2 separate regions of the Homo sapiens genome follow, and region 2 is linked to region 1. Evidence: read pairs that join two places in POLR2A ChIA-PET (ENCODE). Cell type or tissue: MCF 10A. All regions are shown on one strand. Each heading gives the region's core, and the rest is flanking DNA. Links, peaks and the distances in the headings are about the cores only.

Region 1 (5,521 bases), core at 1,009-5,008:
ATTTAAAAGAAATATTGTATTTAAATGATACATTTTTATTTTAGGGTTTGATATCATAAATATGCAGCAAACCTGTACTTCTCATGGTTTATTTTATTAAACACATTTCTCACTCTTCCGCATTATCTTTTCTATATTACTGGTTTTATTTTCCTGACAATTATTAAGGATATCTTTGTCTATATCTTAAAAATCATTGGACTCTTTCCTCAAATGGTCAAGGCTAATTTGTGTACAAACAATAACTTAAACCTATCTTTGCGTGACTGTTTTCTGTCCTTACTATAGCTCAGTCACCTAATTCAGTGTAGTGCCATTGGAATTTCTTATTCTCTTTTCAGATTTTGATTAAACTCAGTTCAGTAATTAGGTGCTATGAGAGGCTTTCCTCTTTTTCAACCTCTTGGTGCTACATTGGCTATTCCATTCTCATTAGCTTCTTGGAATTTCTCTTTCTGTCTCTGCCTACCCACTCTCTCTCTCTCTCTCTCTCTCTCTCTCTCTCTCTCTCTGTCTGTATTCTCATCTGTAAAACAAAGATAATAATAGCATACCTCTCACAGAATTGCTGTGAGAGTTAAGAGAGGAGAGAGAGAGAGAGAGAGAGAGAGATAGATGTGATTGGCACAGAGCAAACACCTTGTATTAGCTCTTATTGTGTTATATTAATTATTATTAAGATTGCTTTTTAATTCTGTATAGTATGTAAGATGTGGCTTATCTTTATAGATGCCTTTATTAGCTCTTTTCTGCAGTGGCTTAAAAATATAACACCTACAATTCACCAATTTACCTAATGTAATTAAAAGCACAAGAACCAGGGGTCATGAAAAACAGCAGTGCTTATCCATTGGTAATATTTACAAATAACAGGCCCTTTGCATCAAGGTCTATAGAAAATATAGACTATAAAAAACCTGATATTGAGAATGAGTTGACTTCTTGAGATTAGGACTTTCTCTCCTTCATCTCTGTTTTCCCTGCAGTGCCTTTCACAAAGAAAGGTCCTCCATGATTTCAACAAAATCCAGTTGGATCAAGGAATTATCAAGGCCTGAGAATTGTAGATACCATCAGATTCTAATTACCCACAATGATAGAAAAGGGGCATAAAAATGACATGACACCCACAAGAACTCAGACCTCATTTAAACAAAACACACTTGTATAAAAACTAATAAATTAACTAATATGACTTCACTTGGTTTCCGTTTATCAACACCTTCTAGTAGAGGGGATAAAAACTGGGAAGATGAATAAGCTATAAATTGGCTATCAGCACAAAATGAACTGATTTCCTAGCTCTCAAATGTCATCTTTAAAGCAATATTTTATTTTGGCTTATTCTAGGGATAGCACTTCTCTGGCTAGCATTTGCTGGAATTTGATAATTGATGCTTCTGGTTTTGTTTGTACATGAACTTAGAGAGGAATACGTTGTAGAATCAAAGCTTGTGGCAGGGCCAGTCCTAGATAGGCTGGGATGTGGAAGATGCCACTATAGGAATGTTCTATGTCTTTGGTGTCTTAATCAGCTGGCATAAGAATTAAGTTCCTTGAGGTCAGAAAACGTCTATGCAACTGTATCTTCTTTCCCTAGCACAGTACCTAGAAGTGAAATTCTTATGTGTAGACCTAGTCCTTTCAGAATTAGCAAAGAAAATTGTTGTCTCAGTGGATAGAGGGAGCCTCCCAGAGGATGGAGCAAGAAAGCTCTCTTCTTCCCATTATTATCTTACATTAATCTTACAAAAACTAGCTGCCACTAAATACCATCTCTCCCTGCAGGAGCATGTGTGTTTGGGCCCTTAGGAAGCGCAGTGAGAGACAGCGACTTGTCACATGTTCTAGTTTAAATTTCTGGTGAGCAAATACTTGCTCTCCAATACCCAACCCCTAAGGAAAAGAGTTTAGACCTCAGAGCATGGTTTTGTTGTTCTTGCTTTGCTGCTGCTCTTGTTTTTCCTTCAGATTTGTATGCCGTGTTAATTGGATCTTCTTTGTAGATTTCCAGGACAACTCTACATAAGGCACATCTTGGTTGCCCAAGTTAGGAAAACACAACTAAGCTCATGAACCAAGTTCCCTATACATTCCTGCTATATGCAAGGAACTCAACAGGAGCTTTGTTGATGAGGAAAAAATGAGTGGCTTCTAGCATGGACTTGGAGTAAAGATTGCAGCAGGCACATGGCAGGCAGTATTGCACTTTATGTTCAGTGGCTAGTTCCTCTAAAAGTCCTTCCTTTCCCACCACGTATCTGGGAAGATTTTTCTTCCGAGCTACAATCATTTGACAGAACTGCAATCTGTAAAGAGTTTCATCGTGTTCTGCTATTTCTCTATTTTTCCCTTTTGTTTTGCTTTTTTTCATTCGAGCTATGACTATGTTTGATGACTCCAGCATGAGCTCTTGCAGAGCCTTGAAAACTGTTTTTCAACTTTTCCCTTTAGGCTGTGTCAAACTAACTTCCTCCTTTTTATTAAAACAAAAACTAACAAATCTGAAAAAAAAAAAATCTCCTGCAAGCTTCTAGTAATGGGTACTCCTTAGCATGATTCACCATACCAGGATGTTGAAATTTAATTACGTTATTCCCACCATTGTTTTGTTATCCAAACCACTAACTTTCTGAATGTCCAGCTTTGTTTTCTTAGATAAACCATTGCAAGTAAGAATTGATCAACATTAAGAAACTTCTTTTCAAATCATGCAAAGTTATACGACTTAACTGATTGCTCTGGTTGAGGAAGTAGAACAGAATTGTTGTCTTAGACTTATTCTTTTTTTGTATATGACATTTACCGTTAATATTTTGGCCCAGCTATTTTTGTGTTGGGGTCTTATCATCCTCTAGGCTTATTTCCAGACTTTTCAAAATCATGTCGCACTTCTCATTCCTGGCATGTATTTGGTTTCTACTTTAGGATTTAAGCTTTATATAATAAAATATTTTCACCATTGTGGCTATTTAGTAGTTAGAAATAAACAACTACCTACTTTCTTTTTTTATTATTATTATTTAAGTTCTAGGGTACATGTGCCCCACATGCAGGTTTGTTACATAGGTATACATGTGCCATGTTGGCTGGCTGTACCCATCAACTCATCATTTACATTAGGTATTTCTCCTAATGCTATCCCTCCCCCAGCCCCCCACCCCCTGACAGGCCCCAGTGTGTGATGTTCCCCACCTTGTGTCCATGTGTTCTCATTGTTCAGTTCCCACCTATGAGTGAGAACATGTGGTGTTTGGTTTTCTGTCCTTGTGATAGTTTGCTGAGAATGATGGTTTCCAGCTTCATCCATATCCCTGCCAAGGACATGAACTCATCCTTTTTTATGGCTGCATAGTATTCCATGGTGTATATGTGCCACATTTTCTTAATCCAGTCCATCATTGATGGACATTTGGGTTTGTTCCAACTCTTTGCTATTGTGAATAGTGCCGCAATAAACATACATGTGCATGTGTCTTTATAGTAGCATGATTTATAATCCTTTGGGTATATACCCAGTAATGGGATCACTCAGTCAAATGCTATTTCTAGTTGTAGATCCTTGAGGAATTGCTACACTGTCTTCCACAATGTTTGAACTAATTTACACTCCCACCAACAGTGTAAAAGCATTCCTATTTCTCCACATCCTCCCCAGAATCTGTTGTTTCCTGTCTTTTTAATGATCGCCATTCTAACTGGCATGGATGGTATCTCATTGTGGTTTTGATTTGCATTTCTCTGATGAGCAGTGATGATGAGCATTTTTTCATGTGTCTGTTGGCTGCATAAATGTCTTCTTTTGAGAAGTGTCTGTTCATATCCTTTGCCCACTTTTTGATGGGGTTGTTTTTTTCTTGTAAATTTGTTTGAGTTCATTGTAGATTCTGGATATTAGCCCTTTGTCAGATGGGTAGATTGCAAAAATTTTCTCCCATTCTGTAGGTTGCTTGTTCACTCTGATGGCAGTTTCTTTTGCTGTGCAGAAGCTCTTTAGTTTAATTAGATCTCATTTGTCTATTTTGGCTTTTGTTGCCATTGCTTTTGGTGTTTTAGTCAGGAAGTCTTTGCCCATGCCTATGTCCTGAATGGTATTGCCTAGGTTTTCTTCTAGGGCTTTTATGGTTTTATGTCTTACATTTAATTCTTTAATCCATCTTGAGTTAATTTTTGTATAAGGTGTAAGGAAGGGATCCAGTTTCAGCTTTTACATATGGCTAGCCAGTTTTCCCAGCATCATTTATTAAATAGGGAATTCATTCCCCATTTCTTGTTTTTGTCAGGTTTGTTAAAGATCAGATGGTTGTAGATGTGTGGTGTTATTTCTGAGGCCTCTGTTCTGTTCCATTGGTCTATATATCTGTTTTGTTATTAGTACCCTGCTGTTTTGGTTACTGTAGCCTTGTAGTATAGTTTGAAGTCAGGTAGCGTGATGCCTCCAGCTTTGTTCTTTTTGCTTAGGATTGTCTTGGCTATGTGGGCTCTCTTTTGGTTTCATATGAATTTTAGAGTAGTTTTTTCCAATATTGTGAAGAAAGTCAATGGTAGCTTGATGGGGATGGCACTGAATCTATAAATTACCTTGGGCAGTATGGCCATTTTCACGATATTGATTCTTCCTATCCATGAGCATGGAGTGTTCTTCCATTTGTTCATGTCCTCTTTTATTTTGTTGAGCAGTGGTTTGTAGTTCTCCTTGAAGAGGTCCTTCACATCCCTTGTAAGTTGGATTCCTAGATATTGTATTCTCTTTGAAGCAATTGTGAATGGGAGTTCACTCATGATTTGGCTCTCTGTTTGTCTGTTATTGATGTATAGGAATGCTTGTGATTTTTGCACATTGATTTTGTATCCTGAAACTTGGCTGAAGTTGCTTATCAGCTTAAGGAGATTTGGGGCTAAGACGATGGAGTTTTCTGAATATACAATCATGTCATCTGCAAACAGGGACAATTTGACTTCCTCTTTTCCTAATTGAATACCCTTTATTTCTTTCTCTTGCCTGATTGCCCTGGCCAGAACTTCCAACACTATGTTGAATAGGAGTGGTGAGAGAGGGCATCCTTGTCTTGTGCCAGTTTTCAAAGGGAATGCTTCCAGGTTTGCCCATTCTGTATGATATTGGCTGTGGGTTTGTCATAAGTAGCTCTTATTATTTTGAGATGTGTTCCATCAATACGTAGTTTATTGAGAGTTTTTAGCATGAAGGGCTGTTGAATTTTGTCGAAGGCCTTTTTTGCATCTATTGGGATAATCATGTGGTTTTTGTCGTTGGTTCTGTTTATGTGATGGATTACGTTTATTGATTTGCATGTGAACAACTACCTACTTTCAGTCAAATTATCTCATTCTTGTTGTCAAGTTGAATGGACACTAGACAATGTAAGAAGTAAATTTCTAGGCTATACAGATTTTCCTGGGTGAGGTTGAAAAGAATATTGACCTCATCAGGTGACCTTGTCAAGATGTTTAATTTCTCTCTTCTATACTTATTATAATTTAATACATTATGGATGTTTGT
Region 2 (5,521 bases), core at 492-4,491, 55 kb before region 1:
CTCCTGGGTTCAAGCGATTCTCCTGCCTCAGCCTCCTGAGTAGCTGGGATTACAGGCATGCACCACCACGCCTGGCTAATTTTGTACTTTTAGTAAAGATGAGGTTTCTCCATGTTGGTTAGAGTGGTCTTGAACTCCCAACCTCAAGTGATCCACCTGCCTCGGCCTCCCAAAGTGCTGGGATTACAGGTGTGAGCCACCAAGCCTGGCCAAAAAACTTTTTTTAAATAGCCAGATGTGGTGTCGTATGCCGGTGGTCCCAGCTACTAGGGAGGCTGAGGTGAAAGGATCACTTGAGCCCAGGAGGTGGAGGCTGCAGTGAGCCATGATTGTACCACTGCACTCCAGCCTGGGTGACAGAGCATGACCCTGTCTTAAAAATAAATAAATAAAATAAATAAAAAATAAAGATGACATAAAATTATGTATGTAAAGCATCTGGCACACCCTGAACTAACATATATTCATTAGCTTCCTCTCCCACACCCTATCCTTCTATGCCATTCATTGCATTCCCTAAAACTACCTAATATAAGGTCACCATTAACATTCTTGTGGCCAGGTCCAGCAGCCTCTTCCTGACTCCTCTTCTCTGCATTAGTGTTGATAAGGCCACCTGTCTAAGAATGTTTCATCTTTGTCTTTCATGCTCTTACATTTTAGAGTCACAGAATACGGCCAAGTACATATTACTCCCTGCTTTGCATTATTTTCTGTATCATATGTACCCCTGTATTCTCAAGCTAACTATCCCAGCTACAGGGAAAATCAAGTCCAGGACAAACCATTGTCCAAACATACATCAAGCATCAATTAAGTGCTAGTAAAAAGGGACACAAGGTCAAAGAGGACATGGTTCTTGCCATGAGGTAAGGAAGGCGGACAACCGCCCAACTGTATGACCAGAACTGGGATTGAAATGGATACAGTCACCATAGAAGCAGAGAGGAGTGAGGGGAAGAGGGAGCGATATCTGGATCATTCTGGACATCATGGGAGACTTCCTTTTCGAGGTGATTGTTAACTGAATCCTGAAGGATGAGTAGGAATTAGGTAAGTAATGAAGTAGTTGGAGGAGCCGGGTAGTCTGGTGGGTTCCAGGCTGAAGCACAAAGAGCTGGTGGCTATGGAGGATTCATGAGCAATGGGACTGAGGAACTAGATGAGCGTTGTTTCATAAGGCCTTGTGGGTTGACAAGAAGAGTCTGAACTTTATCTGAAAATTCTAGAAAACTTTGAGGAAACCCCTGTTGGTTTGACATGATCAGCTGTGTGCTTTATCCATGTGAGTCTAATATGGGGCAGAGACTGGAGGATGGTGAGGCTGAAGATGTCCACTGCCTAGATGATTAGGCAGTTTTTGTGGAACTCAAGGAAAAAGGGATGAGAACTTGATGTAAGGCAGTAACAGAAGCAGTTGGGAACAGATACTAAAGATATTAAGCTGACTGGTCAGACATGGGAGATGAAAGAGATAGAGAAACTAGAGATGACTCCCAAGTTTCTGTTTTGGATAACTACTTAGACAATAACTAAGGTTTGTAATGTAGGAGAAAAGGCAAGTTTTGGAATAAGAGACTGTGAATATGGTATTGGACTGCTAGGTCTGTTTACAATGGCAAGTGTATGAAGACCAGCCCCTCCCTGTGGCCATAAAGATGGACCTATGCACTTTAACAGGAAATTGGCTGGGGGTCAGGTCTGACATCGAGGAAAATTGAGCATAATGAGATCACCCCTGAAATTCCTTAATTCAGAGGTGAGTGGCAGCAGTACCTGCAGGCAGTGCGAAAATTCATTAAAGAATTGTTTTGGATCTGCTCCAGTGAACAGAAACAAGTGACTGGGTGACATAGCAAAGCAACAATAATTTTAGCTTCATAAAAATGTTAGGTGTCAGACCGAATATAAGCAGATTTTTAACATCTTAAGTCAGCACTCATATAGTAAGAGCACTAAGCAACTCTGCTTTTCCCTACGGTGATTCCAGTCCCCTCTGGACTCATCTCTTTCCCATGAATTCCTAGGTGACTCACTCGCTCTTCTTGATGGTCATTGGTGGTTTCCTGCCACCATCGTCTTTGTCTCTACCTCCGACTCCTTACTTGTTTCTTCTGCCCCACTCCCAGAGATCTCCTTTCTCTTCCTCTCACACAGCTGCCACAATAGCACCCTGACTGTAAAATGCACAGCTTCCAGGTGTGCTGGTAAACATTTAAAAGGTGGTGGGTAGGATAGGCATGGGGAGCTGATTTGTAGCATTTGTCATTTTCTGTGGTGTAAATACTCCCAACTTGGCTGATTCTAAACTACCAAAACTACCAATGTGTTGTCATTCACTTCCCCAAATTGCAACGGGAAAGCTCTCTTGAGCTTTTGCAAGCAAGTTCCAGCACACCACAGCTTCTGAGACTGAGATGAGTCACATTTAATGTGGTGGTGTTCCTTCCCTTTCCCCAGAGGGACACCCTGGAATGATAGCGAGAGTCTGGCTTCCAGTGAAGAACACTTGACAAGGGAGAAAATCTGGACATTTCTGCCTTTGAGTTTTGCTTAGGCCAATCTTGCAATTCTCCCTCAATCCACGTGGTCACCATCTTCCCACCTAAAGAGCACTCACCTCCTTTGAGAAGCCTGTGCTTGTCCTGACCCCTCTGAGCACACTTTAAAGTTTATGAATTCATTCCTTCCTTTGCCATTTCCAGAAGGTCTTTGTATTTTGCACAAGGACTCTAGTTCTTTGTGCTGGCATCAATTAGAGACTGTTTGTTTTCTGTTTTCCCGGGTTAATGGTAAATGTTTTAAGGGTAAAGATCTTATCTTTACATAGCATTGATTTTTGAACATTTGATTACTTGCTTATTTATTAAGCCTTTGCTCATTTGCCTTACCATAATCTTTTCTATACCTTCATGTTTGAATTGTTTTTATGGCTTAAGTATATACATATAATATGTATACATAATTATATAAAATATGTATATTCTCTTTTATACACTATGAAAACAATTCTTGGAAGCACATAAAATGTCTTTGCACAATAAAGAAATATTTTAATATTGATAATTCATAAATTATATTGCTAGGAAATTAAGTGAAAATTTGTTGGAGTGAGTCTCCAATGAACCAGTAAGTCTACAATAAACCAGTTGGAAACTTACTCCATTACTGACTACCTTGCTATGTGAGACAAGTTATTCAGGCCTCAGTCCTCCAAGTATAAAACAAAGGTACTAAGAAAATGTTCAGGGTGTTGGAAACGCTCTGTCAGCCAAAAAAATGTAAAGCTCCTGAAATCTAATATAAAAGTACTCTATGAATATGATGTATTTGTCAGGCATAAGAATTTTCTAGAAAATAAAACATTTCATGACAGGGATCATTTTTTAAAGCTCAAGAATTCTTGGAACATCTACAGAATTAGGATTTGACAACCAGTTTTTCAAGAACTTGGTCCAATTTTTTCATACATCTGAAAGTCAGTCAACTGTAAGAACTCAAAATAGCAAGGAGTAAAGTGAGATACTGTAAATACAGATTAGTATCATTTATCCAAGCCATTGTGGGATTTTCTTTAGGTGAAAAAGCAAAACCTATGATAGAATGGCAGAGAACAAAAAAGGAAAGAGAAAAAAACCCTAAATCCTTGTTCTGTTAGTAAACAAACATAGGTTTGAAAGTCCTAAAACAAGGAAGACTTTCAAACCTATGTTTGTTTATTAACAGAACAAGTGTTGAGAAACTTGAGTGATGTGAAGGAAACTGGTTTCATACAAAAGTGTTTCTTTGTGAAAGAGTTTTCTGCAGTAGGCAGAGGTGAGAGAAAGAAGAGGAGAGGAAGCTTCTCCTTTGGTGTTTCAGACCTAGGCCAATGATAAAAGTAGGAAAAGTCATCTTAGACAAAGATTCTCTCTCCTTTTTTTTTTTGGTTTTTGTTTGTTTGTGTTCTGTTTGTATATCTGTTTTTGATGTTAATATGAGCAATGTGTTTGACCAACAAGGCTAAGACCAATGATAGAACTAGGAAAAGTCATCTTAGGCAAAGATTCTCTCTCCTTTTTTTTTTTTTTTTTTTTTGGTTTTTGTTTGTTTGTGTTCTGTTTGTATATCTTTTTTTTCTGACTTTTTTTCTCTTTTTATTATTATTATTATTGTACTTTAAGTTTTAGGGTACATGTGCACAATGTGCAGGTTAGTTACATTTGTATACATGTGCCATGTTGGTGTGCTGCACCCATTAACTCATCATTTAACATTAGGTATATCTCCTAATGCTATCCCCCCCCTCTCCCCCCACCCCACAACAGTCCCCAGAGTTTTTGATGTTAATATGAGCAATGTGTTTGACCAACAAGGCTAAGACCAATGATATAACTAGGAAAAGTCATCTCAGACAAAGATCGTCTCTCCTTTTTTTTTGGTTTTTGTTTGTTTGTGTTCTGTTTGTATATCTGTTTTTGATGTTAATATGAGCAATGTGTTTGACCAACAAGGCTAAGACCAATGATAGATCTAGGAAAAGTCATCTCAGACAAAGATCGTCTCTCCTTTTTTTTTGGTTTTTGTTTGTTTGTGTTCTGTTTGTATATCTGTTTTTGATGTTAATATGAGCAATGTGTTTGACCAACAAGGCTAGGACCAATGATATAACTAAGAAAAGTCATCTTAGATAAAGATTCTCTCTCCTTTTTTGTTGTTTTTGGTTTGTTTGTTTTGGGTTTGTGTATCTGTTTTCGATGTAAATGTGAGCAATGTGTTTTGCCAACAAGTCTAGGAAGGGAGAGATTGGAGAATAGGGGGATAGCGAGTGTTTTAACTTCCCTTGAGGGAGATGATTTCACCCAAGGACTGTATCTTAGTTTGTGCCACACAGGATGCTGTCCTGGGAATTTCCCAGGGGCCCAGAGCAGTATCAGCTGCAGCCCTGTGCCATGTCCCCCAGTCACCTGGTACTGTCTCCTCTCTGCCACCTCCACCACGCTGGCCATGCTTTCAATCAGGCTAGAGCACTGCACTTGTGTGTCCAGGCTTACAACCCTATAGGCTTCCTTAGGAAAATAGACTGAACCTGATTAGGGAAAAATCAGCTTTTCACCCACAGAAAGTGCCAGGTTTTGACTTTTGTTTTCACCAATACCTGGCACACAGTAAGAGTTTTATTTTATTTTTATTTATTTATTTTGAGACAGGGTCTCTCTCTGTTGCCCGGGCTGGAGTCCAGTGGCACAATCTTGACTCACTGCAGCCTCAACCTGCTGGGCACAAGTGATCCTCCCACCTCAGCCTCCTGAGTAGCTGGGACCACAGGAGCATGCCACCACACCCAGCTAATTTTTAAGTTTTTTGTGGAGCACAGAGTCTTACTATATTGCTGCCCAGGTTGGTCTTGATCTCCTGGGCTTAAGCGATCCTCCCACTTCTGCCTCACAAAGTGCTAGGATTACAGGCATGAGCCAACATGCCCAGTCCAATAAATGTTTTATTAGCTTGAATTTGGAACTTTCCTACCATTGTAGAATGG

What was found. ChIA-PET counts read pairs that join two places held together with the same protein. Peaks named below come from ENCODE experiments on the same cell type or tissue, not always from the same donor. Only the 100,000 strongest peaks of a DNase experiment are listed, where the experiment ranks them.
Region 2: POLR2A ChIA-PET joins it to region 1 with 5 read pairs; 1 of 35 experiments calls an interaction of 5 or more read pairs at or near these places.

Annotation. Positions count from the first base shown.
Region 1 is chr13:95,562,624-95,568,144 of GRCh38, forward strand. The region is part of intron 3 of CLDN10 (claudin 10); the gene reads left to right. Among named protein-coding and RNA genes, the nearest start is that of CLDN10, 13 kb to the left of the region's middle. In MCF 10A, for the core only: a CTCF peak has its summit at 1,685; a DNase peak (open chromatin) is centred at 2,588.
Region 2 is chr13:95,507,712-95,513,232 of GRCh38, forward strand. All of the region lies in intron 2 of CLDN10-AS1 (CLDN10 antisense RNA 1), which reads right to left. It also overlaps a transcript of CLDN10 not described here. Among named protein-coding and RNA genes, the nearest start is that of CLDN10-AS1, 23 kb to the right of the region's middle. In MCF 10A, for the core only: no CTCF peak of the experiment used is centred there; DNase peaks (open chromatin) are centred at 2,030 and 2,400.